3 separate regions of the Homo sapiens genome follow, and all the other regions are linked to region 2. A link is a loop called in an ENCODE intact Hi-C map of the cell type or tissue named here. Cell type or tissue: mammary epithelial cell. All regions are shown on one strand.

Region 1 (8,000 bases), 50 kb before region 2:
AGTCCATTCTTACACCTATCAAGGTGGGCAATTCATAAATGCATAAGTTTATACATTTATAAAATGTATTAGTTCATTTGCACATATTACCAAGACTGGATAATTTATAAAGGAAAGAGTTGTAATTGACTTACAGTTCTGCATGGCTGGTCAGGCCTCAGAAAATTTACAATCATGGCAATGGCAGAAGGGGAAGTAGGCACCTTCTTCACAAGGCTGCAGGAGACAGAAGTGAGAACACGGAAAAATAAAACTACCACCTTTAAAACCATCAGATCTCATGAGACTTCACTCACTATCACGAAACAGCATGGGGGAAAACACCCCCATGATCTAATCACCTCCTTCCCTCGACATGCGGGGATTACAATTCGAGATGAGATTTGAGTGGGGACACACAGCCAAACCATATCAGTCAGTATCTCCCATCACTGCTGGCAGTGATGCAGCACAACAGTCTTGGCACTGTGGCTTTGCTTTCCTGCACACCTACATGAACCCTTTCAAATGTGGGCTGATGTTAAAGCTTGGGAAGCTTGCATTTATATCTTACCTGTGATATCATTGTGTTCTCTAACACACTTTTACTGAGCACCTGTTTTATAAAAGCCTTTGTTGGAGGCTCTTATAAGCCTCCAACATGTGGAATACATTATTGAACAAAAGTCATCCCCACTTTTTATAGTTTAGATTCTAACAGGGGAAAAAGCCCCCAAATCATAAGAGTAAGGCATGAAGGAATTACACGGTATTTAGAACAGATGAGTAAAAAGGAAAAGAAAGGGTAAGATGAAAACATAGAGCTGGACAAGAGGGAGGCATATTTACTAGAAATGATCTGATTAGTTCTCATAGGAAGCTGAGACTGGAGCAAATACTTGAAAGAGAACAGAGAGGGCATTCTGAAGCTCTCTTCAGGTGGAGGGTCCCAGACAGACCAACCAGAGAGAGAAAAGGGCAGCAGGTAAGCCTGAGGAGCTGGGAAAGGGGCATTGCTTATTCATGCATTCGTTACGATTCAAGATATATTGCATGGGACATATTTATATTCACACACAATTACTTTTATCTATCTGAAATAAATTATAAATCTCTGTTACCTCTTTAATTACATCTTCCTGATGATTTGGCTTCCCTTATCGATTCCTTTTTTTTTTTGCAGAATTCACTCAGAAAATTCCTTGCAGATACAGTGTGTTTTCCATTCCATTGAAGTGTATCTTCTGAGGCAATCACTTTCACATTTGTTTCTTTTTTTTTTTTTTGCCTAATGACTATGCATTACTAAGAAAATGATCAATATTTGCTTTATGAACTGTATGCTGTCCATGTACTGGCATAAAGTTACCCTTTCTGAAAACCGCTTTTCAGATTTGATTTGTTGAGGAGCATAATACCACCTTCTATGACATAAGTTGCTTTTCCATTCTTTGGGATTTCAATTGCATCTCTTATTCAACTTTTAAAAATGTTGCCCATTGCCAAAAAGAAAGCATCCACATCGACTTTAATTCACTTTATCCTCAACATTGCACATGATAGTCTCCTTATTTCCAGGCTGGAAGAGTATTAGTCACATCCATGAAAAAGCAAAGAATTCTTAAGGTGTGAAATCCATTTCAAAGGTAGGCTCAGCAAATGCTGTAATAATTGTCCACTTTGTGTCAAAATTTCTTTTTCTGTTTATAGGTAATGTTGTCCCTTTTACTACTATTGTTGATACTTAGAGTGATACATTATTCTTCAATTATTTCTTTAATACCTTCAACAAGCTTAAGTATAAAAATGATACCTTTTTTCAATTTAAATAATTCTATAACTGAAGATATTTTTAAAAGTAGTCAGAAGCGTAAAGGCTTTACTCAATGAATCATATAAAAAGTCAACATGGATTTTGGGGGCTTTCTTTTTTCAAAATTGAAGTATGATTTCACTGCTTCAAATAAACAGAAGATTTTTTTAAATGAAATGTATGAAAGAATATAATGAGTTTTTGACAGTGAGATAATTGAACATCACTAGTTGAACGAAATCACAAAAGTCCTTTAATTGCTCAGTTTGAATAGCTAAAGTTTGAGAACAATTTCATACGAATAACTTTGATGTCAATAGGAATGAACACCAGCTGCTGTTGAACAGCATTGCATGGAGCACGGGCAGGACAGCCAACTCGACCACAGAATCATTTTTGCTTTCTATTGACTCTGAATAAATATCATCTGCACACTTATACAAACATCCACCCCCAAAATTGTATTTGTATTATTTCTATCTAAAGCAGTACAATTGTTTTTATTTACTCCTAGTTCAATAAGGGAGTCTGTGGAAAAATTTCTGTTCTTTCTGAAGTCTTATCTGGGAGAGTATTTACTCACAATAATCTTTTTCTTTTTTCACAAGAAAACATATTTCACAAACAAAAGAAAATTGTTTAATTTTCTTTAAATTAAATTTAAAGAAATAAAATTTAAATTTAATTAATTTGATTAATTGCACTTGTGGCTATACCATAAAAAGGTGAGGCATTAAAATCTTTGATAATCTATGCAATGGTAAATGGGGCTATTGCATTTTTAATTATTGCAGTAATTAAAGTTTTGAAGTTTTGCACCATCTATCATGGAGAAGAGGCTTAGTTTTGAAACATATTTGGGCAGCTCTTGCTGAATGATTAGCTCACACACAGGTAGCTGTGCTGTAGTAGTACAGTTGTGGGTTGTTTAATGATGGGGATACATTCTGAGAAATGCCTTGTTAGGCAATTTCGTCATTGTGAGAATGTCACAAAGTGTACTTACGTAAACCTAGTGCACCTGTTATACACTTAGGCTATAGCATTGTATATGTGGTCTGTCATTGACCCAAATGTCGTTACTCAGCTCATGACTATATTTGATTTTGGCTAGCATGGGCTGGGCAATCTCTTCCAGCACTGTGGCTCGGCGATCACATGGATTTTTCACTTACAACATTCCATGAAATGCAAAGAGAAGAATTAATGGGAGAGTCAGAGGTATTTTCCAATTTACATAGCTCCATTGTTGAAACTTGTATGTTTTCTCTTAGCCTCAGTTAGCTATGACACACAGCCATGCCTTACTGCTCTGAGTGATGCGTGTGTTATCCACAGCCTCACGTGGCCAGCTAGACTGACTCAGGCCTCGGCAGGTGCTTGGGATCTTACTGTTCCTTTCCATGCCCTTCTTCGGGGCAAATGCCAGGAAAGATATGCTATCTGAGAACATTAGAAAAGCTGTCACTGCTCACAGCTTAGCGCTTCTGGGAAAATCTGGTTCCTCTCCCTGATCAAGAACACCTGCCGGTTCCACATGCATTGTCAGAAGGTGAACCTGTGAGTCACAGTGAGGCTCCAGGCTCCACATGTGAGCGATCGTGCAAGCACCGACTCCTAGAGATGAAAGAGGTCCAAGAATACCTGATCCAATTCTCCTCAGATGCGAAAGTCTCTCTCTGGCATACTGTTAGGCGGTGCCACAGTGCATGTTTGAAATGTAGGTTCAGAGCTGTGCCCTTGGATGTCATTATCACTGTTGATAATTGTGGCTAGAACAACTCTACAGGGCACCATACACATGCACCCTCTGGAGCTGTGCCACAACCTGTGGCCCTATCTGATGTCTGTGACTGATATTATCTTCTAAGATCCAAGAAGACACTCAAGAAGATGTTTATGTCTGAGTTGAAGACCATCTACCTCCATGACCAAAGTGTCCCTGGAGAGTGCCCAAAGTCAAGTTTCAAATTCTCTGTAAGAATTATTTTTATGTTTTATCTAACCATAAGGGCCAAGCTGTTCCTCACCAGTGTCTTGAGTGCCTCCTCTGACAGAGAAAACATTATTCCTTCTAGCCATGAGACCATGGGAAAGGCAGTTCTTCCTCACGTTGAGTCACACACACTCAATTTGCTTGTGGCTTCCCCACATTGGTCCTGGTCCTGCCCTTTGGGGCTTGCCTTGGATTGGGATCTCAAAAAGCAGAAACACACTGCACTTTCAAGCATTTGCTCACTTTCCCTTTTCAACCCTAAGACAAACCTATGGATGAGCAGGCATGAGATCTCCTCCCACCTTATGAATGGAGAAACTGAGGCTCAGAGCAGGTGCCCCATCCACAGGCCAGGTGCCTCCCAGTTCCTGTGGCTCTTGGCCCTGGGGACTGCTCTCTCAGCTCAGCTTAGGATCAGCGGAGGGAAGGAGGGTGATATGGTTTCGCTCTGTCCCCATCCAAATCTCACCTTGAATTGTAGCTCCCATAATCCCCCATGTGTTGTGGAAGAAACCCAATGGGAAGTGATTGAATCATGGGGGTGGGGTTTTCTGTGCTTTTCTTGTAATAGTAAATAAGTCTCATCAGATCTGATGGTTTTATAAAGAGGAGTCCCTCTGCACATGCCCTCTTGCCTGCTGCTGTGTAGAATGTGCCTTTGCTCCTCCTTGCTGTCTGCCATGATTGTGAGGCCTCCACAGCCATGTGGAACTGTGAGTCAATTACACCTTTTTCCTTTATAAGTTACCCACTCTCGGGTATGTTGTTATTAGCAGCATGAGAACAGACTCATACAGAAAGCCTTCTGTTAAATGTTCTGTGCCAGCCCTTCTTGATGGTTGGTCGCCTGCAGGGGCAGTCTGCTTCATCCCACTTGCTGTGCAGTGGCCCTGAGAGGGTTCTGTAGGAAGAACGGTCTCTGTGCTTTGAAAGGGTCTCTCGCTTAACATCAGTAGCTGACCCCCCGGGAGCCGTGAGAGAACAGAGATCTGCAGGCAACCCTGCTCAGACGGCTTAGTCCTATACAGAAGCTGCTGGGCAGTCTTCCACCTGAATTTTATGCTTTAATTATTTACTTTGTATATGATCTTTTTTCACAGTTATATTTATTTTATTTTCACTTTAGCATTTGACTCCAAGGTGTTAAACTTGGAGTGTGAAGCTATGAGAGATGGGTCTGGGATTATGACTATGCGGTCCTAATGCTTTCTCAGTAATGAATATGCTCTGATCATAAGTTTCTTGCCTAGATTCCATTGCTGCTTTCTGGATCCAAATGTTTTTGTTTGACCAAAGAGTGGGTGCCATTTGACTTTCAGGAGAGCATATAAAGTTTCAGGAGGATGGAAAATAAATTCCCTTATGTAAGAATTTATAGGGTTCCAAATTAGAAACCAAAAATGGAATAAGTGGTGATTTTTATATTGAAGTAAACTAACTATTAGACATAAATTTTTCTACAATGTCAGATTTTTACTTATGTACTTGTAGACAGGGGATCAGTTATCAACTGATGTGTAATAAATGACTCCAAGGTTTAGTGACTAAAACAACAGCCATTTACTTTGTCCTGTGCTTCAGGATGTAGACTGCAGTCAGCTAGACATTTGTTTTACTTGTCTTGCTTCCAAAGAGATGTCTCCCGGGCCTCTAGCCACTGGCTACATGTGGTTATTTAATTTTAATTATGAATTAATTTAAGAAAATAAAATGTCTGATCCTCAGCCACACTTGCCATGTTTCAGGTGCTCACTAGACATGGGAGTGGAAGATGCCCTGTAAAACAGCAGAATTATAGGGCATTTCCGTCATCACTGTAATTTCTACTGGGCAGCACTAATCCAGAGCCTTGCCTGTGGCTGGACAGTTTAAGATGACCTCTGTCATGTGTCTGGTGGTCAATGCTGGCTGTCCACTGGAGTATAGATCTCCACAGGCTGGTCTGGCTTCTTCTTATGGAGTTTGGTTTCAAAAATTGTAAAGCAAGAAGGTGGGCCCCCATGCCAAGGTCTTTGAAAGCCTCCACTGACATCACATATATTGATGTCCCATTGGCCAACACAGATCGCGTGACCCGCCCAGAGTTAATACAGGGGGAGCCCGAGCACGGTGCACACCCCAAAAGACACAACTCAATGAGGGCATTGAAAACTACCGCATGGTGAGACGTACATGTTATTTTGGAATAATTAGTAAGCACTCAAAGCACAGTGTATTTTGAAAGCATCATTTAGTTCATGATCTCCATTGGGCTCACAGCAGCCAGTTTTGCAAAATTATACCACAATAACAAAGATTGTCAAGCCTCAGCAAAGTATTCACATACATATTCACAGACAACTTTGTGTCTAAACTTACTATAATTAAATTAGAATTTTCACCACACTATAACTCTTTGCCTTGATGGTAGAAGAATCAATATTCAGTAAATATCTGTTCAATGAGACAGTGCAGGTGACGTAAGTAAAAAGACAATTATCATCTCATTTTCTTGCTGGAAGAAACAAACACTAAAAATTATAAATATGGAAAATTTATAGCCACGTGATACATAAAGGAGAAAAAAAACCAATAGTCAAAAGTAATCCAAGAGCCTGGTAATAACAGCTTCTAATATGTCATAATCTTCCACATGGCACTGTATTTCTTACATGCATTTGCATGTTCTAATTAGTTTAATAGGCTCAGCATCATTTCATCACTGCCTGCCATCACGCTCTGCCAAATAGCACAGTGGACTAGAGGGATAAAGACTGCTGCTTTGTCCTGCAGTTACATATTTTTGTGGGGAGAAAAATAAGGTTAAATAAGCAAGTAAATGATATGGTAAGGTGGAAGAAGAATTAGATACAAGAGGGTTGACTCAGTGGTGTTGGAATGCCTGAGGGGGCAGGGATTCAGGTTCCTGAGTTCAGGGTGGGCCTCTTCAGGGAGGTGAGGGGGCAGCCTAGCAGGTGTCCTGGGGAGGAACCCTCACATGGGAGCAGCTCAGGGGGTCCAAGAGCAAGTATAAGGAAGCCAGATGGAGAGTAAAGAGTCAGGGAGTGGGGTGTAGTGGTCCAGGTTCTCCAGAGAGGCAGAACCAATAGGCTACATGTGCAGAGATATCTATGGGAGGGAGGGGATTTATTAGGAAATTTGGCTCACACAATTATGGAGGCTAAGAAGTCCCATGACAGGCCATGAGTAAGCTGGAGACCCTGGGATGCTGGCAGTGTGGCTCAGTCCAGGTCTGAAAGCCTCGGTGCCACGGAAACCTGTGGTGTAGCTCTCAGCTTGAAAAGGCCTGAAAGCATGGAGGGATCTGATGCGAGTCCAGAAATCCAAAGCTTGTAGAGCTTGGGGTTCTGATATCCAAGGATAGAAGAGTTTCCCAACTATGGAAGAGAGAGGGTGAGATGTCAGCAGCTTTCTGCCTTTTTTTTCCCATCCGGGCCCCCAACTGATTGAATGGTGCCTGCCCAAATTGAGGGTGAATCCTCCCCACTCAGCCCACTAACTCACATGCCAATCTCATCTGGAAACACCCTGGCAAACACACCCAGGAATAACACTTTACCAGCTACCCACGTACCCCTTATCCAGTCAGGTTGACATAGAAAATTAACCATCACAGGGGGCTTAGATGTTCTCCCTCTGAATGAAATGCGGGGCTACCTCCAGGTCTGGAAAGAGTGGTATTGCTTTCCTCCTGTGCACAAGTTTCACTAGGGATGGGGGTGAGCATCCTATCTGTAGCTATAACTGTGTCTGTATCTGTGTCTATATTTAATCTTATCCTTTTCATTCTCAACATCATATTAAAATCATGTTCCTATGTCAGGTAAACACTCTTTGCATGTACACCATGATGATCACAGAAAACACTCAACAGTTTGGGTGTTGGGAGGTGGCCACAGCTTTGTTTGTGGGATTGTATGTCCAGAATTGTGTTTAGGGTTACAGAACCACGACCGCTGGCAGTAAAATGGGTGGCTGTGTTTCCCTGAGCCTCGGTTTCGCCAGCTGTGAAAGGCGCTGATGGCCACACACCCTATACTGGTTAAGTGAACTTGGGGACAAACATAGAGGGTAGAGAAGCAGAGCTGAGAAGCCTTGAGTGCAGGCTCGCTATGGATGCGGGTTGTGGGGGGTGCCATCAGTAGCATGGTATTAGCCATCACCAGGCTTCTCTGAGTTGGTGAAGGAAGAGATGGGGTTCGTTGAACAGCA
Region 2 (8,000 bases):
ACAGAGAGACACAGAGAGATAAGAGATAGAGACAGAGATAAAAAGACAGAGAGATAGATAGTCAAAGAGATAGAGAGAGAGAGAGATGTAGAGATAGAGAAACAAACAGGAAAAGAGAGGCAGAGAGATAAAGAGACAGATAGACAGAGACAGGGAGAGATCAAGAGAGCCCCAGAGGAGAAGTTCTTAGGCATCAAGTCATGGTGGAGGAGCCCAGCACACAAGGCTGTACAAGGAGCCTCCTAGGCCTTCATTCTCCCTCCATGTGCCTCCACGTGTGTAAGAACAGCCTTCGGGGGCTCACAAAAGAGGGCATCTGGGGCTCCTAAATGAGGCTGCAGGACAAAGACCCACTGGGTCTCACTCAGAACAAGGCAACCTGCTTCACCCAGCAGCAGAGAAAGGATGTTGTCAGGAGCAGAACAAGAGACTCCAGGCCGCATTCAAAGTGTTCTCTAACAAACACAATTCCAGTGGCATTGTTCCCCAATCAGAGCCCCATTGACTGAGTGGCTCTTGTTATCTGACCTTCCTGTGAATGTCTGGGAGCGCTCCGAGCCAACACAGCCTCTTACGTAAGAGGATTTTAGAAAGAGCCCTTTGTGCCAGCAGGTGGTGAGGACATATCCACGAGGGCAGGTCTTCCGCACCTTTCCTCATTTGCTGAGGGCATGAATGGCTGGGACCTGGGCCTGCAGCGGGAACAAAAGCCCATTCACAGGCACAGTCTCCGGAGAGCTCCCGCGGGATAATGCAGGGCTCTGGCTTCCAGGTTCGCAGCACGCACTGCTCCCGCCCACCCACTCCAGACTTCCGAGTGGACTCTGCAATGTGATGCTGCAGGTGGGAATACAAGTTCATTTTCCATTGTGGGAAAAAAAAATGTGTGGAAAGCATCGTCATACTATTATTCAGAAACATCTCTTCTAGACAGTTCCTCAGTCACTGAATGGCTGGGTTTGCCTGTTATACCCAGGCTCAGCTGAGGTGCCTGGGACTCTGAAATCTTCTCCACCATGCGAACACACATCAACAGGGTTAGGAGTGGATGGGCACAGCCCTGTCCTCACCTCCCACCTCTGTGCCTCTTCACGGATGCGACATTTATTCCACTCTGTTGTGTTCTAATGAGGCACCCTGATTCATCTTCAGCTTTTAGGGCCAACAATAACTCCTGCTCCCTTTTTTACCCCAGACTCTGGCCTTTTCACTAGATGTTTCCAACAAGATTAGACGCTGTTAATGCTCCAGGTGAACTATGTTCTTTTCTTGTAGGCTCACATCACATCTGTGACCTAACAGGTATGTGCAATTTTTCTTTATTGTCCTATTCTCCCCAGTGGGGAGAGGACTGTGTCTTGGTTTGCTTCCCTTGAGACCCTGTACTAGCACAGCATCAACACTGGACACCATGGGGCAAATCCAAGCTCAGCCTTCTCTGTTCTCAGTGCTCACTGTGGGCCCCCACAGTCCCCACAAACAGTGGGAATGGGCCAAGCTGTGACTCCTGAACCTGTCTCTTCCTTGGAGGGAGCTTCATACATCATGAGCACAGTGTTCTTTTTATTTATTTGTTTGTTTGTTTGTTTATTTTTGAGATGGAGTCTCACTCTGTCACCAGGTTGGAGTGCAGTGGTGCCATCTTGGGTTCACTGCAACCTCTGCCTCCCAGGTTCAAGTGATTCTCCTTACTCAGCCTCCTGAGCAGCTGGGACTACAGGCGCGTGCCACCACACCCAGCTAATTTTTGTATTTTTAATAGAGACGGGGTTTCACCATGTTGGCCAGGATGGTCTCAATCTCTTGACCCCGTGATCCGCCTGCCTCGGCCTCCCAAAGTGCTGGGATTACAAGCATGAGCCACCGCACCCAGCCGTGTTCTTTTTAATGAACTAAATAATTTAAGTAATGCAATGGAAGAAGTTGGTGGAGAATCTAATCCATTTTCCCAGTCTGGGAATCAGCAATCTCACATTTGTCCTCCTGCCTCTGCTTGCCACTTTCTCCCTTTGGTAGTCAGGTTTTTATGCGTAAATCCTGATTCGTGGAAAAGAATTAGAATTCATGGTCTACTTCTGATCCAGTGGCCTGTTAGGTTGGTAACAATCTTTATCATCAATGCAGCAACCATTCATCCTTTCCTAATGTTGGCAAGGTGTTAATTCACTAAATCCTCATAAACCACAGGATGCGGTGGGTAGCTGCCATTCTCATCCCTGTTTTATGTATGTGATAGCTGAGGTGCCCAGAGGGTCAGTCACCTGCTGGGCCACACACTGAGTGGGGAAACAGGGCTGTGGCCAGCTGGCCAGCAGGGCTGCTTGCTTAAGACACATTCTCAGCCACCCGACTGAGGTGCTCCTAGCCACAAGCCTTCGAATTCACTGTTGACACTGAGGCAAGAGATGATCCTTCAACTGAATATTGCAAAAAAGAATAACTTTGGAAATAAAGTACTAGACATGGAAATAAAAGAAATTTAGGAAACTTGTTTCCTAAGGAAAATTGTTCCTTTGCTGGGTCTGAGAGGTGACTGCACCCCTCATGAAGCATCAGGTCTGAGAGGTTAAGCCTCTCAGAGAAATATTCACAACTTGCGTGTAGGATGGACCATAGTGTGGCTATCTCCAGAAAGACAACACTGAATTGGTAAGACAGATTTGTAACAGGAAGAGGCTACTCTATTCCAAGTGGGTGTGGCCCATCCCACTATTTAATTTCTTGATTGGGTTCACATTGACAATCTTTGTCTGCCTTTTTCAGATTCATGTGAAAAGCCACTGCTACCAGCCTCTCCGTGGGGTCCGTGACATGTTCGGATGGGGATTTTGCCTTTAATGTAGTCTAGTGTCTTTTAAACATCCCTTTCTTCCTATCATTCAAATTTGTTATTATTGTCTTCTGTATTTCATAGGAAAACAAATACTGCTTGTTATATATTTCTGTTAAAATATTGCATACACTTTTGCTGTTTTGATTTTGCATCCTTTTTAAAACTCTGTGTCATGATCTTTTTATCGGACTTTAACTTTTCAAGATTTCCATGTGTGTGGGAAACAATGACTTTTTTGTCTACAAATCCCGAGTTTCCTATTGCTCTCTAAGGAAGTTGCTCTTCTGTAACAACTGTGTCAGTATTTCCATTGCCTCATACTTAATTAACATGTTTCATTCATCTGTTGCAATTATCGTTTTTTTTCCCAAAAAATGCCAGGTTTTAATATAGAGCAGTTATCCCGCGATTAATTAGAACCTTTCAGCTCACTATTCTTGGAATATCCTTTTACAATTTTAGCACCCTATAGATTATCTGAGGCTCACAAAAATGAATTTTATTGTTACTACCGAAATAGTTGGAAACAATGGGGAGTGGGAGGGATATAGATTCAGCTCTCAGAAGACGTGTGATATGCCCCGTTCCCCAAACCCTGGCCCTGTGGGGATTTCTTCATCCTTCAACGTCAGCCCACAGGATGAGGATATGATGGAATAGGGGGGTGTAGTTTACTGTCAACTTTTCTTAAATATCCCTTTTCCAACTATTCTTTGATCTCTCCCTCTCATTCTCTATGGGCAGGAAAATAGCTCACTTTTTCACATTGCACTTAAAAAAAAACAGTTGGATGCAATGGGGTCTCTCTAATCACCATGGGAGCAAGAGGACTGAGGCTTCCAGAATTGCCCATTGACTGGAGAACATTGCTGAAGATGCTGCTCTGTTTATGAATGCAGCATTTACGAATAAGACCTGCAACAACCAGAGGCTCAATGGTGGAGAAGGAGGCATCAGGCCATGAGTTACAGTTCAATGCTGTGACAAGGGGGGTGAAGTCCATGCCTAAAGCCACGGGAGATTAATGGTGCCTCTGGGCTTGTGGAAGTCTCCCTAAAAGAGGTCACATTTCTGAGAAGAGATATTTGCATACCAAGGGACTTTGGAGGTAGGCAGAGCTGTCCAGGAGTGGGAAGTCAGAAGGAGGGAGTAAACTAACTTCACCAAGTTTCACCTGGGGACCCGAGGCACAACCTCTGATGCTGGCAAGGAGTGTTCTCATCTGAACTGAGGATTACACCAATCATGGGTCACTCTAGGTGTGAGCTGTGTTTAGGAATTATACCTCAGGGGTATAGTTTAAGCAGCAATTTACCAGAAGAGTTTTCATAACTTCCCAGGTGACAGCACATTTTGGCTCTGTTAATTGAACTGGAAGCTTCCAGTTCCTGGCCTCTGTGATCCTGTGACAAAGTGACTCTGACCAGGTAACTCCTCTGTTTGGGAAAAGAGAGTCCTGCTCAGAATAGGAGCCGGAGCCTGATAGGACAGGTGGTCCCTGAAGTATCTGCTTCCCCCTCAGGGCTCCCTTGCTTCCTCCCCACTTACCCCATCTCCTGTTCTGTATATACTTTTATTTTATTTTAATCTCATTTATTGTCTGTCTTCTCCCTGGGATGTATGTTCCAGGAGTACAGGGATTCTTTTCTCTTTTAATTTCTGTAATATCCTCAGCACATATTACTTTGCCTGACTTGTAGTAGGAGCTCAATAAGTTGTTGTGGAATGAATAAATGAATTAAGTCATTGATAAATTATTCACCACTGTAACCATAATGAATTCAGATCCAGCGTGAATACTGGGTGTCCCCTAGCCTGTCATGCAATGTTTCCGTATATTGGGAGTGTTTATGACACTGCAGTTGCACTGACTCACTGCACAACGTGTCTCACTCCCAGCCTGCAGGCCTCAGGTGGAGGCAGAGCCAACGTGGCACATTCCTGTGTCTCATTTCAACCTAGGGAAGCTGACTGTGAGTAGGGCATGAGGACTTTTGTGTCCAGGCAGGTTTATTATGAGGCTGCGGTCTTGTTCTACACCACGTACACACACAGATAATTGGACCTCTGCCTATGTACAGATGGCAGAAATTCGGTCAATTAGTCTCTCTCTCTCTCTGGAAAATTAGTAAGAATCAAAAATAGAAATAAGGACTGAGGAAGTCATTAAGCATTGTTAGTGGGGAGTAACTTGGTTAAGGCATTACAGACTCCTGTACTGAAAAGACAAGCAAAAGCCCTGGAGCCACCCAGGGTCCTGAGTGATGGTCCTGCACCCCCTCCCACTCTCCAAGGTCAGTTCCTGCAGGGCTGGTAAAACCTCCATGCCAGGGGTGCCCTCACAAATGTTTCTAAACCCAAGCCCTTGAGGTCACCTACATGAATTCCTTATACATACAGCCAACGAGTCTGCAGGAAGCCTGTCTCCAGGTTGGAGTCTGCTTTGTAGAGGACAAGGGAGCCATCCCTGAGGTGGGAGGGAAGAGGGGAGGAAGCCCAGGTGGGTTGGAGGCAGAGCTTCAAACATGGGCCTACAGGTATATAAGCTCTCAGAAGACAAGAGGGAGAAAGTGCTGGGAACACGGCAAAGAAGTGTTCATCATCTTAATTTTCCTGTAAGTATCATTCCAGAAAGAGGGAGACCAAGTTGTAATTCCAACCCAGGGTTCTCACTCCAGAACCCAGGTTTCTGTGCTGTATCCAAACCTCTAACGCTGACTCAGGCAGCTAACGGGAACAGCTGGACTGGACGGAGCAGCATGATTGGAGGAAACTATGTTCCTAGGAATACTGTTTTAACTCAATGAGTGTAGTCAAATTGTGGGTTATTGTGGTTTATTAAAGCAGAGCTCCATTGTTGGAATGCCAACTCCCTATCAGACCAGCACTGGGCTTTCTAATCTTAATTTATAGTCCTCTTGACCACCTTGCCAGTGGGTACAGGTGACTTTATTTAGCAAACGAGGAGACTGAGGCACAAAAAGTTTGATGAGTGTGCTCAGGGTTGCAGAGATTGTAGGTGACAAAGCTGAGAAAGCTTTGATAGATTGATGACTGATTTATTTTTTTCTTCCCTTTGTTCTTTTTTGCAACCTGGCATGTGCCGGGCAAGTTAACCTACTCCTATGAAAATGATCTGCTTTCAGACCACGCCCAACCTATCAGGGACATGAAGCAGGGCTGCAGAATATCAAAGCACCATCTAGAGACTCAAAATCCGGAGACCCTATCAATTCCAAGGAGGATAAAAATCACCTTTGATTGCTCGAATCTGGGAAGGGCAGGTAGATGGGGTGACATTTGAAATGAGTCTTGAAGAGTGTCTAGGAAATGACTGAAAAGAGGCTTTCCAGTGTGCGGGGCACGATCGCCCTTGATATTTAGTTGTGTTTTACTGGCTGAAAAGTCTTTTCTTATTTATTTTTTCACATAATAAAATTTGCACGGTGATTTTCATGGAGTGACCAAGATAAATAGGTGGAGCTGCAAATACGTGTGCTGAGCAAGGGCAATGGTCAGACGCTCAGCCACGGACAGAGCACTGGAGGACAGGTGCTCTGGGCCACCCCTTGGGGGATCGTGAAAAGCAGAATCCCCCTCCCCTCAGTAAGAACCCACTTTATTTAACAACAGCCACTGGAGAAGTTCAGAGAAACCAAAAGATGATTCTTTGAAAAGATGAATAAAATTGATAAATATCTAGCTGAGAGGAAGTAGGGGCAGGGGACATGGAAGAGAGGAGGGAGGAGAGAGGATGAAAAAGGGGCACCTACAGAGATCCTACAGACAGAAAGGAAAATAGGGAATACTGGGAAAACTTTATGTCAATAAATTTGACACACTAGCGTTAAAATAGAGAATTTTTTTTTCACCTGAGGTCAGGAGTTTGCGACGAGCCTGACCAACATGGTGAAACCCCGTCTCTACTAAAAAATACAAAAATTAGCCGGGCATGGTGGCAGGCGCCTATAGGCTGAAGTGCAATGGCACTGTCTGGGCTCAATGAAACCTCCGCCCCCGGGGTTCAAGCGATTGTCACGCCTCAGCCTCCTGAGTAGCTGAGATTACAGGTGCCCGCCACCATGACTAGCTATTTTTTTTTTTTTTTTGGTATTTTTAGTCGAGGTGGGGTTTCACTATGTTGGCCAGGCTGTTCTTGAACTCCTGACCTCAGGCGATTTGCTCGCCTCGGCCTCCCAAAGTGCTGGGATTACAGGCGTGAGCTACGGCATCTGGACTAGAAATGTTTTAAAAGACACAAATGACCAAGCTAGGTTTTGTTCCAAATGATGATGAAAAACCATTAAGCAGTCGTTGTTGTGAAGTGAGTTGAGGGGAAAGATGGGCATGGGAGCCCAGACCCAGTAACTTGCAGTTACCCAGGGAGTGAAGACGGGTCCTACTAGGAGGTTGATGGCGGCAGTGGCTGACAGCATCAGGAACTAGAGAAGAAGAGGAGTCCTGAGGATCCAAAGCTCTCAATATCATCAACTGGGGAAAGCCATTTATGGTCTCAGGACCTGGAGGTAGGAACACACTTGAGGGGTTTGGGCAAACAAGTGTTCAGTTTGGGGGATGTCAAGGCTGAATAGCTGGTATTCAAATGCATGGAGGTCGAGAGGCAGTTGTGCATGCTAATACCATGCAGAAGAAATGTTGGGACAGGAGATGTAAACATTAGGAAGCTATCAGCACATAGTGCAGCTTCAGAGCAGTGAGTGCAGTGAGAATGGGAGAATCAGACTGAGCCGGAACTTTTCTGGGAACTGGGGAGAAGAAGGAACAACACAGGAGGAAAGCCAGAGGGAGTGATGCGATGACAGCTGAGCCCACAGAGCCTTTTCTAAAAAAGTGATGACAAAGTCTGTGTCAAATGCTGCTGAAAGGCCTGTATAGTGAACATTGCAAATTTCCCATGAGTTTTGATCAAGTGAAATTTATTAGTGACCCTGATGAGAACATTTTCACTGAAAGGAAGGACACCTGGAATGATGGAATGGAAGAAAGGAAGGACAAATATTAGACGCAGATGCTATAAACAATTCTTTCAAGGGGTTGATGATAGAAGAAAGCAAAAATAATGGTGGAAAATATTGGTACCATGTTAATACTTCGACGCTAGAGAAAATTGTTGTTAAAGTGAGGGATAATGTGGCGAGTATGATGT
Region 3 (8,000 bases), 72 kb after region 2:
GGTGGGTGTATGAGTACCTCCCTACTCCAAGCTTTCATCTTCCCACTGTCTGCTTCTTTAAAATGCCACCATCTGAGGGAAGGACTCCATGCAGTTTGCAGCTCCTTACTCATTTAAAACCCAGCTGCAAAAGTCTAAATTAGGAAGGTCAGATCCATAGTCTTTACAAATGGCCTGAAATCATGACGTAGCAAAAATCACTTCTAAATCTTAATAGTGCTCTGTTCCTTTCTGTAACCTCCTTTCTGTGTGCGTGCAAGGCACCACAGGATTAAATGTTTGGATGTTGTTAGAGCAGCAAAATAAAACTAATTATTTCTGCAGTGACATTTTGGCTTGTATGAACATGAACATGAAAAAGCTATCTTTTATGCATTTCTCAACTGAGACATTAGAATCCTTTATATTCAGCGATTTCTGTTTCAACAAAAAGCAAAGGGGCAGGTATAGTGGTGCACGCTTATAATTTCAGAATTTTGGAAGGTCAAGGTGGGAGGATTGCTTGAGACCAGGATTTTGAGACCAACCTGGGCAACATAGTGAGACCCTGTTTCTACAAAAAACAAAGTAAAAATATTAGCTAGGCATGGTGGCACACGCCTGTAGTCCCAGCTACTCAGAAGGTTGAGGTGGGAGGATCGCTTGAGCCCAGGTGGTCAAGGCTGCAGTCAGCCATGGTAGAGCCATTGCACTCCACCCTTGGCAACAGAGCCAGACTCTGTATTAAAAAAAAAAAAAAAAAAGTTGAAATTGCAACATGAGAATGTGAAGGAACAATTTGCTAGTCTTTTTCTTTCTATAGCATGCCTTTTCTCTAAGGTGGTCAGCCAACCAGCCATTGACAGTACTTAAGTGACAGATACCAGCTCAACTCTGCATCGGGCAAGGAACAAGATAGAGGATAGTTCTCACCACCCTTCCAAGTGACAGTGATGACTTAACAACCACCAGTGGAAAAGTCATGTTTAATAATATCTATTTTAGAATTTAGAAAATTGAAGCTCTGAGAGTTTAACTAACTTGCTCCTAGTCATGCAGTAAAAATGACAGAGCTGGGTCATGAACTCACTTAATATGGTCGAAATCTAGTGCCTGAAAAGAGAGCATACCAAAATGATTGAGCTTATTTTCACTCGGCATTTTTTAAAAATGGATTTATATCTGGGTAGTAGAAAGAACTTGTGGAATCAATACACCAAGATTTGAGGCCTTCTGTGGACTATTTGCTGAATGGGGAAATTCATTTCTCTGTTCTGTGCTTTTGCTTTATTATAAAAAGTAATCTTTTTTTTTTTTTTTTTCCAGACACGGTCTGGCACTGTCACCCAGGCTAGAGTGCAGTGGCGCAATCTCAGCTCACTGCAACCTCCACCTCCCAGGTTCAAGCAGTTCTTCTGCCTCAGCTTCCCAAGTAGCTGGGATTACCGGCACCTGCCACCACACCTAACTAATTTTTGTATTTTTAGTACAGATGGGCCATGCTCGCCATGCTGGCCACGGTAGTCTCGAACTCCCAACCTCAGGCGATCTGCCCGCCTCAGCCTCCCAAAGTGCTGGGATTACAGGTGTAAACCACCGCGCCTGGCCAATAATCTTTAAATATACTCCAAACAATATAGCTAGGGGTGTAACTTATGTGTTAGGCAACCAAAGAAGATTTTTTCTTTTTTAACATTTCTGTCTTGTATATGCCAAATTATTTTCAGTAATAGGCATGAAATAATCAGTCATCATTATTATTTTCTAGATTCATCCTTTAATGATGAAATAAGTTTTCAAAAGGATAAATGTCATTTAAAAATCCATTCTTCAAATTCAGTGAAATATTTCATATAGGAACTTACTTTAATATTAAATATAAAAATATTTAATATAGACATTTGTTCTTCCTCAACAAGGAGGTCACACCTCCCAGACTGTGCTCCAGGTTGACAGGGCCAGAGGAAGACTGAGATTGCTTCTCTACCCTGACGGTCACTGTGTCATCATTGCTGATTAGAACGTCCTGCTTGAAACTCAGGAATGTGTTGTACCCCAGGGTTTGGGCACACAGATTGCACTAAAATGGAACCCAAAGGATTTCTATGCCTTACAAATGTATTCTAGAAGTGAGCAGTTGTAGCTGAATCCTCCAGCTATGTAGCTGGGAGCAGTGATTTAGGTCATAGGCCAACAACATCTTTTTGGGGTAAAGGAGCATTTTATCACTGGTGTTGTTTAGAATCTCTGGCAAACACTGGTGATGAAAACCAGGCTGATTTTTATAGGGTTTTATGATTGTCTTTAAGTTTTCTGCAGACAATGTACCCCTCACTGCCTGCACCCAGAATGGGGGGCATGCCCACTGCCCTGCCATTGGTACAACGTTGCACAGAATTCCACTTTTGTATGATTTCATTGTGCTAAATGCCTGTGTTGCTGGAGACCTTTTAGGTCAGCTTTATTGCAACATGCAATCATTATACCTCAGCCCCTGTCTGGGAAGCTTTAGAGAGGAGGGTTCAGGAGTGAGGCTTGGGCTCCTGAGCCCATTGCTTTAAGTGGTGTTGACATGTTTGATAAGGTGTGCACCAGACCCCCTCCTTCTGGGTCAGCAGTAGCCTCCAGTGCTGGCACTAAAGAAGACTTGCAAATGAATATCCCTCTTCACAGAGAAGGGTCCACATTAAATGTGTAACTAGGAGGAAGTAGATCCTTTATTCAGCCCCTAGATCTGAAAGTGCTGCTGACCAGAGGGAAGACCCCTGCCTGCCTTTCTTCCAGTGGTGGTTCAGATTCAACAAGCAGGAACTGAGTGTTGACTTTCTGCACTTATCTGTTAACCAAGGTTTTATAACCTCTAAAGAGGAAGGAACTGGTATTTAGTGAATACCTACCCTGTTGCATGGGGACTATAATTCCCCCTTTTTTAAGAGACTAAGTTGAGGCTTTGGTTTTCAGGGCTACCTGGTTAAGAATAGAAATCTCCCAGATGTCCAGACACCAGGACTGGGTGCCACTGAGATGGCTCAGCTGGGACACACAGTCAGCACACTAAACCCAAAGCTGTCCCTGGAAACGGCCCCACTTGCTTCAGGGCATGGTGCAAAACGTTGATTTAATCTGAGAAGCTGCTCTCTGGCTTTAGGCCAGAGGAGCCACCCACCCAGCCAGAGAGGAGCCTGGCCACCATTACTCAGACCTCTCCTTTCTGGAGAGGGAGTGCACAGCTGGCTCTGTCAGGCGTGGCTCGCAGGCCTGCGGAGTCATTCTGATCCCATTACCTGCATTGCCCACATTACTCCAGAGGCCCCTGATCTCAGCCCACAACTCTGGGCAAATACATGCATCTCACCTGCACAACATCTCTCAAGGAGGCTGTGAAAGGGTTTTTTGTCTCTTGTGTGTTGATGGATGGGTGATGAAACAAGAATACCCAGGGAATGATTGATCATAATTCTTGGTCACCTGAAAGTTGATCTTATTCCTTAGTAGACTGGATTCTACTGGGTAAGGACATCGTGTAGCTCTGTGCCTTGATTTTCTAGAAAAAGAAAGCAAAACAAAACCCAAAACACAAATAAAACAATGATCAAACCGAATTAATGAATTAGTTACTTATTCCTTAAATGTGTCATTTGAGAATCCTGAGCCCATTTTGATCTGGTCTAGGATAAATAGTCATCCCTCTTACCTGTCCATCTACTTAACAAAACTGGCGGGTTACGTGCAGTGTTATTTTTAATGATTCATACTAAAACTTGATGTGTGAGAGCAATATACTAATAGTTTCAGGGAACACTGACTCAGCCACAGTCAAAGCCCTTGGGGTTTGAAATCTAAAAATAAGAAGCATGCTTTAAGAGTAAATTCCTTGATACAAAGAACAAGCTGTTTCTTAGTTCAGCATCTGGGATTACCCAGCCTTTGCTGTAAAGAAACATTCGTTTCCCCAGTAAACAGGGGCTCCCTTGGCCTCTGTCAACAGAACTCTTAACCTGGAGCCCTTGGGACCAGCAAAAACAGGCCATAAACCCCACACTTCACATGACTTTTGCCAATCCATCCCAGAACTGCCAGTTCAGGAAAGGAAGAATGAGGAAGCTGCTGTTTGGTCCCTGGCTTCCTTTTTCCTTTGTATTTGTTACTGTTGTGGTGTTTATTTATAACAGTACCTATTTTATTCCTATTTGAGTTTGAAATTTGGGCTGGAAATCAAAAATTTAAAAGCCTCCATAGTGAATAGATCAAAGATGTACTTTTCATTCCTTCTGATATCTCAATTGCTACAGACAAGAAAACACACATAAAAATACTTCTATTCTGCACAGAAATAGCCTCAAATTTAAGTATTGGAGAAAAAAAAAACAGCCACATGCACTCAGAAGGTTAGATGTGGCCAACTTTACTTACAGATTATGTTCATTTCTAAATGGTTCAGTTATAAAGTTATACTGACAGCGGCTGGGGGTCCTGGAAATTCTCTAACAGCCAACTGTTGGGTCTTGCTTAAGATGCATTTGGGAAAAGGATCTGTTCTCTGGATCCATTTGTCTGTTTCTCACTTTACTTTTCTTTCATTTTCTCTGATGAGGTTTTATATGCTACCTGCAAAAGTCTATTTTAAAAACATAGTATTTTTAATAAAACTGTTTAAAGTAGAAAATTCAAGTGCCATAAAATAATACACTAAAAAAAGTATTTCTTCTCCCGCAACCCCATACCAGGCTCACTGAGGGAGTTCCCCATGATTGTCCTCCCGCTTTCTTTGTACCTTTGCAGACATGAGTGCACAGGCATTTACGTGACAAAGTTTACCACCCCACTTCTTTACACACTTTTTTCATTTACCTTCTTTCCCTTAATCTCTAGGATTTCTTTCCTTTCATCACTTGGAGAACATTTTAATGACTATATTGTGTTTCATGGTTTCAATGAACTCTTTTTAGCCACGATTTATGACCCACTGCTGAACACTGGGAATGTTCTCCAGTCATTTCCTACCACACTGAATTCGATGAATGTGCACACATCTGTACACGTGTGTGAGCACCTATGTGTACGTATGCAGCTCAACTCACTAAAAGTGAAATGATAAAGGGGATGCACGCTTGTTTTCCACATGGCTAGAATTTCATGTTGGATGAAACTGCCAGCACTGCCAAATCAACTGCAAATAGGTGTGCAGTGAACGCTCACAACCAAACGTTTATATCCGAGGTTCCTGTTTCCCAATAACTTCAAAAGAAAAGTCCATTACTAAACATATTGGTGTCTGCAGTCTGAGAGGAGGAGCACAATATTTTGTCCTTGTTTCAGTTGTTTAACTATGAGCCAGGTTAGGTCATCTAGCAGAGCTTCAAGTGGCATTTGGATTTCCTTTTCAGGGAATTGTCTGTTTAATGCACCTTGTCCATTTTTCTGTAGTTTCTTGTCTCCTACCCTTTGAATATCTCTAAAAATATCTGTACACAGACACTCTCTCTTTCTCCCCTTTTTCTGCTACACTGGAAGAAAAAAATGACAGTATGCATTTTATTTTAGGGAATTATACATTTAAGGAAAACATCCTCCTACTCAAATTAAAGTTACAAAAATTACCCATGTTTTCTTTTTTTCTTACTTGTATGGCTTATTGTGTTCTTCTGGTGTAAACAGGCAATCCAACCAGCGTTTATTTTGGTTTAAGGAGTATTGTAAGGATGCAACTTCATTTTCTTCCATATGTATTTCCCATTGCCAGTAATGAAATAATCCATCCTTTCCTTTTGATTTAAAATGTAATATCTATCATATATAATTCCTAATATTAATTTAGTTCCATTTCTGGACTCTATATTTTCTTTCATTGATTTTTGTATTCTCAGAATAAAATTGTTGTATTCTAGATTTGTTTTATTATATGATGAGGCTTGTGCTTGTCTTCCCATTGCTTTTATCTTTTGGATATTTTGTAGACATTCTTTCATCTTAATTTTTCCATATGAACTTTGAATTATCTATTAAAAATGTTCTTTTATTACCATTATTGGTAGCATTTTTATTATTAGATTAAAGATAAATTATATGTTTTTTGAGATTCAATCTTCTCATTAAATAACGTATATGTCTTTTAATTATTCCATTTGTTAATCTTTGTGTTGCTCCATTAGTTTTTAAAGCTCTCTACTTACAGATCTTACATATTTCTTATAAAATTATCCGCAGGTGGGCTTGACTGAGACCAATGTCTGAGACTTGTCCTTCTGAAGAAGTGGATGTCTGCTGCCCACTTGTGAGAATTGCTTGCAGCCAAACGTAAGGCCGTGGGCCCAGTTAGGCACCAGAGGGCTCATCAGCTCATTGTCGCCCACTTTAGTCTGCCGAGATCCCACCCACTTGATCTTGTCGGGAGAGAAGGCTGGTTCTTCCTCAGTCACCAGGGGCCAACGTCACCCTTGCAGAGTATGTGAGCACCAAGGGTCAGCTCCTTTCCCTTAGAGTCCCCACAAGCTTGTCAAACAGCTCTTGTCATTCACCTCTAACTGCTCAGTTGAAGCATTTCGTCACTGTTAAAATTTATGACAAATGGATGGGTGTCTGCCAAACACAACTAGAAACCACAGGAAGATCGGGAGCGAGGGAAGGAGGTGGGAAGCTGTTTAGGACCTCAGGACTTGAGAAGGAGCACAGGGTGGGGGTCCTGTATCCCTCACCCAACAGAGGTGGTCACTCAGACCTGATCTTTGCTGATCCCCACCCTAACAACCAATGGCAGTATAGGCAGGCTGCTCCCTTTCCTGGATTGGATGGGAGACCCTCTGAGAACATGAGGCAATCCTGATAACACCTCAGGGGGACTGACAGGGAGACTGGCCACCAAGGGAGGCGCCCTCCTGCCCTACCAGGCAGTCCTCTGTCCACCTAGAGACACCAGGTGGGAAGGCAGAACAGGAAAGAAGTCCCCAGTCAGACAGCAGCCCAGCCATGAAGCCTCTGTGTCCTCATGGCCCAAGACCCTCCAGACTGCCTAGGCATGAGCTAGGGATGACTGAGGAGTTGAATTCCACCACATGCTGTCCTCCCCAATGGCCAGGCTGGGGAAAAACTTTCTGTCCCTCAGGTGGCACAACAGGAACCAGTGGGAGCCCCAGCAGTACCATATCTAACAAGCAGACCAAAATGACACTGAAAAGCTCTGATGAGTAAACTTCCATTAGAACCACAACCTGCAAAGCAGGTCAGACCTAACAAAGGCAACTACCGGCTAAAGTAATAGATTTAACCAGGTCCTAGAGTTGCCTTTTATAATCGGTAAATGTGTAGGATGCAGCAAACATTACCAGGAATTAATAAAATCATGACTTGAATGAGAAAAGACAATGAAATGATGCCCACACCAAGATTAAAGAGCTGCTGGAATTATCAGATGGAGTTTTAAGGCTGTCATAAAAAATGATATAGCAATTGGCTGGGCACGGTGGCTTACACCTGTAATCCTAACACTTTGGGAGGCCGAAGTAGGTGAATCACGAGGTCAGGAGTTTGAGACCAGCCTAGCCAACATGGTGAAACCCCATCTCTACTAAAAAATAATAATAATAAAAATTAGCAGGGCATAGTGACAGGCACCTGTAATCCCAGCTACTCTGGGGGCTGAGGCAGGAGAATTGCTTGAATATGGGAAGTGGAAGTTGCAGTGAGCCAAGATTGCGCCACTGCACCCTAGCTGGGTGACATCTCAAAATAATAATAAAAAAAAGATATAGCAATCTATTGGAAATTCTTCTTTTTAATGTTATATAATTAAGGTGTATAACATGATATTTTGATAAAGAAATACATAGTTAAATGGTCACTGCAGTCAAGTACATTAACATATCCATCTCCTCTCACAGTTATCATTTTTGTTGTGCATATGGTAAAAAAGCACCTGAAATCTATTTTCTGGACAAATTTATAGTATACAATACAATATTATTAACTATAGCCAGTTAATGGTGTTATACACCAGATCTATAGACTTATTCACCTCATGTAAC

The links. A loop is a pair of places that touch in the nucleus more often than their neighbours do. Peaks named below come from ENCODE experiments on the same cell type or tissue, not always from the same donor. Only the 100,000 strongest peaks of a DNase experiment are listed, where the experiment ranks them.
Region 1: a loop joins it to region 2, with 2.6 times the contacts of the local background. A loop is called at or near these places in 3 of 110 quality-filtered maps.
Region 3: a loop joins it to region 2, with 8 times the contacts of the local background. A loop is called at or near these places in 5 of 110 quality-filtered maps.

The regions. Positions count from the first base shown.
Region 1 is chr7:46,165,642-46,173,641 of GRCh38, forward strand. No RefSeq gene overlaps it. Among named protein-coding and RNA genes, the nearest start is that of IGFBP3, 250 kb to the left of the region's middle. In mammary epithelial cell, no CTCF peak of the experiment used is centred here; a DNase peak (open chromatin) is centred at 3,090; H3K27ac peaks cover 590 bases.
Region 2 is chr7:46,215,559-46,223,558 of GRCh38, forward strand. No RefSeq gene overlaps it. Among named protein-coding and RNA genes, the nearest start is that of IGFBP3, 300 kb to the left of the region's middle. RefSeq lists enhancers at 193-694, 493-787. In mammary epithelial cell, no CTCF peak of the experiment used is centred here; DNase peaks (open chromatin) are centred at 603 and 4,763; H3K27ac peaks cover 2,000 bases.
Region 3 is chr7:46,288,031-46,296,030 of GRCh38, forward strand. No RefSeq gene overlaps it. Among named protein-coding and RNA genes, the nearest start is that of IGFBP3, 370 kb to the left of the region's middle. RefSeq lists an enhancer at 2,968-3,047. In mammary epithelial cell, no CTCF peak of the experiment used is centred here; DNase peaks (open chromatin) are centred at 3,191 and 3,791; H3K27ac peaks cover 3,013 bases.